Regions from separate parts of the Homo sapiens genome. Here region 2 is linked to region 1. A link is a loop called in an ENCODE intact Hi-C map of the cell type or tissue named here. Cell type or tissue: dorsolateral prefrontal cortex. All regions are shown on one strand. Each heading gives the region's core, and the rest is flanking DNA. Links, peaks and the distances in the headings are about the cores only. Region 1 holds the start of NAPEPLD (N-acyl phosphatidylethanolamine phospholipase D). Region 2 holds the start of DNAJC2 (DnaJ heat shock protein family (Hsp40) member C2).

Evidence for each region. Hi-C counts contacts between places; a loop is a spot of excess contacts. Peaks named below come from ENCODE experiments on the same cell type or tissue, not always from the same donor. Only the 100,000 strongest peaks of a DNase experiment are listed, where the experiment ranks them.
Region 2: it touches region 1 in a loop (6-fold over the local background); 12 of 110 quality-filtered maps call a loop at or near these places.

What each region holds. Positions count from the first base shown.
Region 1 is chr7:103,147,818-103,150,617 of GRCh38, forward strand. NAPEPLD (N-acyl phosphatidylethanolamine phospholipase D) reads right to left here and starts at 1,282. Exons shown (of 5, transcript NM_001122838.3): 1 at 994-1,282. It overlaps LOC105375434, which reads left to right. Exons shown (of 3, transcript XM_047421168.1): 2 at 1,201-2,747. The coding sequence ends at 2,003. In dorsolateral prefrontal cortex, for the core only: CTCF peaks have their summits at 1,314 and 1,615; DNase peaks (open chromatin) are centred at 1,454 and 1,694; H3K4me3 peaks cover 2,500 bases; H3K27ac peaks cover 2,500 bases.
Region 2 is chr7:103,343,736-103,346,535 of GRCh38, forward strand. It overlaps DNAJC2 (DnaJ heat shock protein family (Hsp40) member C2), which reads right to left and starts at 1,032. Exons shown (of 17, transcript NM_014377.3): 1 at 824-1,032. The coding sequence starts at 887. It also overlaps a transcript of PMPCB not described here. RefSeq lists an enhancer at 975-1,214. In dorsolateral prefrontal cortex, for the core only: a CTCF peak has its summit at 1,029; DNase peaks (open chromatin) are centred at 586 and 1,086; H3K4me3 peaks cover 1,619 bases; H3K27ac peaks cover 1,418 bases.

The DNA of each region.
Region 1 (2,800 bases), core at 128-2,627:
ACCATAATTCTTGTAGCAGGAAAGCCTGCAGAATGTTAACAAAACAAAATCTCTGAAAATCCTGACTATATTTTCAGTTGACTTGAAACAAATTTAACCCCTCAATCTCTCCTTAAATTATTATTTTAAATAAGTACTTTTACCCTAAATTTCTTCTTTAACAGACCCAGTATTTTCTTGCAACAAAAATCACACTATTGTGGGATATAGGTAATCTTCTTTTTAAAGATTACATAACTTCTTTCTAAACGATGTCCATGTCTGCGGCTAATTCATAACCAATGTAACTGAAAATAGAAATGGAAATGTTAGAGATTTCCATTTTTTAACAAACATGGGAATTATTTCTCAATTTGAAGAACTGCATCTCAGGAATGACTTCCTGGACAAATTAATCAGAATTATCAAGTAGCAAACATTTCATGCTAAGCCAAAGCCAACCAGGTGAGTCAGTCATATTATAACATGTATATATAACAACGTACAGTAAAGGCAAAGACAAGAACTAAATGACTTTTTAAAAGGCTGTTAAACTTTACTCACTCCCTTAATATTTTCCAGGTTTAACTGACGTATAATGAATGCATGTGATCCCGGAACCCATGGAAGAGTATCTACCATATCGAGCTCTAGCTTGAAAAAAAAAAAAAAGGAAAAAACAAACAAACAAAACAACAACAACAAAAACCTATCTGAATACGTGTTCTGAAAAGCCCACAATAATACCCAATTTATAAGAAGCAAACAACCACAGAACAGAAAACTCAAGAAAGCACAGCCTTCCACCACCCCTCCCCAGCTAGCCCCATTTTTTTTTTTGCTCTTCATTTCCATTCCATAGTTAAATAAGTACACTTATTCCAAAATAAAAGGGGAGAAACCTGTTGGAATGGATTTTTAGAAGATAAACACTATAGATGAAGCAACAATAAGTTGCTCGGAGGAAGTTGTCGACCCATTCATTTACATACAACCAAAAGAAGATAAACCCACATGTATTCCTATCAGTGAAGATGCAACCTGGTAATTTGCAGGGAAGATAGGATCTCAAATCCCAGACAGCTACTCTCCCAAAGAGAAAAAAAATAATGCTGTGGCTCTTCACCGAGGCAGCTTCAGAGATGCAGGCTCCGCAACTCGCGAGGTGCGAAAATTCAAATGAAGCCCTGTCGCTCACAAGTGCGGCATCTCCGAGATGAGGGAGGGCTCGGGGACGGGAAACCCACTCTCAGCCCGCTCCACTTCGCCGAAGAATTCCAAACCACCCCAGGCTCAGCAGTGTGGATTGCTCCGCCCAGAGACCGTGGAGGAGGCAGCAGAGAGGTCACAGAGCACAGCAGGCGGGAGAAAACCGCCTCCCGCGAGGTCCAACAGAAACCACGGAGCTCCGGACACTCGGGATCCCGGGCCGCGGGCGCGCGGCCAGAGCGGCGGGGTGCGAGCGCGGGGGTGCGGACTCACCTCGCGCTTGGGGTGGCCGGGAGCGCGCGCCGCCTCAGTTCCGCGGCTTCCGGCCACAGAGTCCCCGCGCAAAGCGCCGCCGCGTAGCGGGAGGGGCGACCGCGGCAGGCGCTCGGGTTCTTCCTAACCCGAGCCCGCCGCGCTGGCTCCGCCGAGGACGCCAGCAGCTGCAGGCAGCGCTTCAGCTCTCGCCGCCTCGCCATCGTTGGGGCGAGTCGTCGCCGGGTCACTCCCTTATTATGACCTTCGAATCTGACAGCAGGGCCAGCGGTGGCCTCCTTCAGGCTGCCTCTCCAGCCCTTACCAAGATGGCCGCCCCTGTGGGCCGGGGCGCCGAAGCCATCTTGGTAAAGGAAGCGCCTGGGAGCACGCGGCCTGCCCCGGCCCGCCTCGCGACTCAAACACTCTGCAGGGACCCTCCTAAGATCAAATTGGTTCCCCCCGCTGTCCTAAGCCAGAGGCTTACTTTCAGATCGCATGAACGCATTCCTGGACACCAGCCACAGTTGCTAAAACTAAATGGGATCCTGCAGACCCATTGACGGACTGTCATAGCCAACTCAATCACAGTCGAGAAGCATTTGAATACTTACAGCCTATGGCGCTAGGATCCTGGTAGCGAAGAAACTAAACTCTAATTTGAAATGTTGTACAGTACGTATTGAATATTAATGGGAGCACGGCATTGTTCACTGTGTGATCGTTTACTTTTAAAATGATGTCACAGCCCCCTGGTACACACGGTTCTCATCTAAATTTGCATCTTTTTTAACGCTAGGATAACTATGAAAGAGCATACGATTGTGATTCTGAGTTTCTTACTGGATTTGCTTTTTAAACTGCAGAATGAAATTAGTTGTTTCAAGAAGTAAAGTACAGGCATGTCGAAGTAAAATTCAACAATGGGTTGTTGGGCAAAAAGATTATAAAAGTCCTGGGGTGTGCCAGGGTCAAAAAAAAAAAAAAAAGCTTGTCCCTGGGGTTATCTTGGCAAAAAAGAAACCACCACCACAGGTTCTAAATGCAGATAAGACTGGCAGAAAAATGCAGACCAAACTATTCTGCATTTTGAAAGTGAATGTGCCTGTGTGACATTGGAGGAATGTAAAGAACTGTATGTCAAGTGTGGACTTTATCTCCTCAGGCTAGCTTAGAGTGGCTGCTGAACTTAAGGGTGATTAAGAGCTGCTTGCACCTGGGTGGAGCTGAAACTGCATAAGGTGAATAATACCTTTGTGCAACAGAAGAAAAAAAAAAAAGTAACAGCATACATACAAACCCAAAGGGTAAGTTGAAGTTACTACTCAAAAGTTCTTCATAGTGTTCTTGACTAAGCAAC
Region 2 (2,800 bases), core at 86-2,585, 200 kb after region 1:
AGGAGAGGATTAAAACACTGTCAAAAAGGTACTACCTGTGTAGTATGGGTGTGTGGCTTTTAAGAACACTGCCTTTTAAGCCTTTTGCTCTAGTTGTAAGAGGCACACGGAGACACATAAATGCAACACGTGCCATGGGTTATGTTCAAAATCACATTCAACAAGCGCCTATGTGACTGGCTATGGGAATTACTGTAGATCACTGGACCTGAAGACTCTTAAGTTTACAATACTCATGACTGTCCTGGGCCATAAAACTAAAACCTACAGCAGCAGGACAAGTTTCACTTGTAATAACTGCCTTTCAAAGTCTACGCGGATCTTTTCAGCAGCACAGTCTTTGAACACCGAGTATGAGGAGCGGTGTCTGAGTTGTGACATTTAAAAAACAAGGCCGGAGCAAACGTAGAGAGGGAGAAAGTTGTTTAAGAGAGCGCCAGTAGCAAAGCTTTGTACGACCCCAGGCACGTGGGGTGCTCGCTGCGCGTAGTCTTTCCACCGTAGGCAAGGAGATGCTTATGAGAACCTTTCTGGGGTGCTGGGGGGTTCCGTCCCGAAATGCTCAGCCCAATCCATGAGTCAGCAGCGGCGAGAGGAGGAAGCAACGGTAGGAGCAAAAGGAAGGCACCCCTCACCCTCCTTCCTTCTAATCTAGGGTAGGATTACTTTAAAACACGGAGCAAAAAGGCACTCGTCACGGCCCCATACGGCCCCGGGGCTAGTCGCCAGGGTCAAGGGTAGAGAGAGCCCAGGGTTGCCGAGGCGGAGGACTGAGGCAGGGGCAGCTGAGGTGAGAAGGAACCGAGGTTGGGTGGGCACTTACCAGAGGTCAGAGCGTGGGTGATGGCGGTGCCCCGGCCGTCCGCGGCGCTTGGCAGAAGCAGCATGATGGCGCCGGGTCTAGCCCGGTGGGCGCAGCGGCTCACGTCCCGGGCGGAGGGCGCTTAGGGTCCCCTCCAGCTCTACCTCTCACTCCGAGCCTCGCGCCTTGGCTCTAAGACGCCCAGGAACCGGCGCATGGAGACGACCAGTAAGCACTTCCGGGATGGATCTTTCGTGGTGTGGAGGCCAGTCTCACACCCTCCCACCCCCGCCAACGTGTGCGGTAACCTAGTTCTATACTGACTGAGATCCGGCTGGAGACCAAGTCGCACGAGAGAATGGTTCCTAGGCGCATCAGTTTTCCTGTAAAAAGGATTATATTCCACGTCCCAGTGCAATACATAGAACATAACCTTTAAAAGCAGTTCTTTTTATATTATCTTTAAGTTCTTACTGCTTTATGTATTAATCTGAACCTAATCAGTGATTTTCCCAGGAGCGCTATACTTTTAAGTAAAAAATGAAAATACCTGTATGAACCAGTATCGACGACTAGTATATACATTTGCGGAGAATTACGTACGTGTATTTGTGATACATTTGTGTTTAACTTGATGATGATAATAGCAGCTAATATTTGTCGTGCTATTACTAATTTACCTGCATTATATCTTTTAATACTCGCTTGGAGAAGAAACCTCTCTCTAGTGTGTTAGATTGTATTCCAAGGCCAGCAATATTTTTACCTTGTTCTAATGAAGTTTTTATTCAAGATATTCCCAATTATAGGACTCTGGGACTTAATTTTTTAATGTATAATAAAATCAATTGTATTCCTACTATATGCTTCCTTCTAAGACTGCAGTCAAAAGCAAAAACTAGCAAAAACAAACAGTGGGTAAAGGCTCACCCCCAACAGCAGTATCTGAAACAGGTTCAATAAAATAAACTTGATATGCCACTCTTTAGCAAGGACCACCAGAAATTAGTAAATTAGAAAATAACTTACTAATTTCATTATATTTTCACAATTAAAGTTTTTAAATATATTATATATATATATATGTATATTTTTTTTTGTAGAGACAGGGTCTCACTATGTTGCCCAAGGTGGTCTTGAACTCCTGGCCTCAAGGGATCCTCCTGCCTCAGTCTCCCAAAACTCTGGGATTAGAGGCGTGAGTCACTGTGCCAGGCCAATTAAATACATTTAATTGGTCTGTATATCTGCTGCATGATAAAATTGTCACTTCAAAACTGACTTTTCAAAAATTGAACTAAGGGAGGCTGAGGTGGGAAGATCGTTGAGGCCGGGAGGTGGAGGTTGCAGTGAGCTGAGATCACACCATTGCGCTCCAGCCTGGGTAACAGTGAGACCCCGTCTTTAAAAAAAAAAAAATTGAACTAATCTTCTGCCCCAAAACCTCTTCCTGATCCCTACTAATGCAACCACTGTTAAAACATGCTCCAAGGTGCAAAGTAACCTGACTCCACTTTCTTCATATTAATATATTTTTTTCCTCACACCTCCTCCCATTCAATTTTACCATTAACTCTAACATGGGTTTTTGTTTTTTTGTTGTTTTCTTTTCTGAGACAGAGGCTTGCTCTGTCGCCCAGGCTGGAGTGCAGTGGCCTGATTTCGGCTCACTGCAATCTCTGCCTCCCAGGTTCAAGCGATTCTCCTGCCTCAGCCTCCCGAGTAGCTGGGATTACAGGTGCGTGCCACCACGCCCAGCTAATTTCTGTATTTGTAGTAGAGACGGGGTTTAGCCATGTTGGCCAGGCTGGTCTCCAACTCCTGACCTCATGATCTGCCTGCTTCAGCCTCCCAAAGTGCTGGAATTACAGGGGTGAGCCACGGTGCCCGGTCGGGGGTTTTGTTTTTTAAAAAAATTGTGCTAAAACACACATAACATGAAATTTACGATCTTCACCGTTTTTAAGTTTACAGTAATGTTAAGTACATTCACATTAT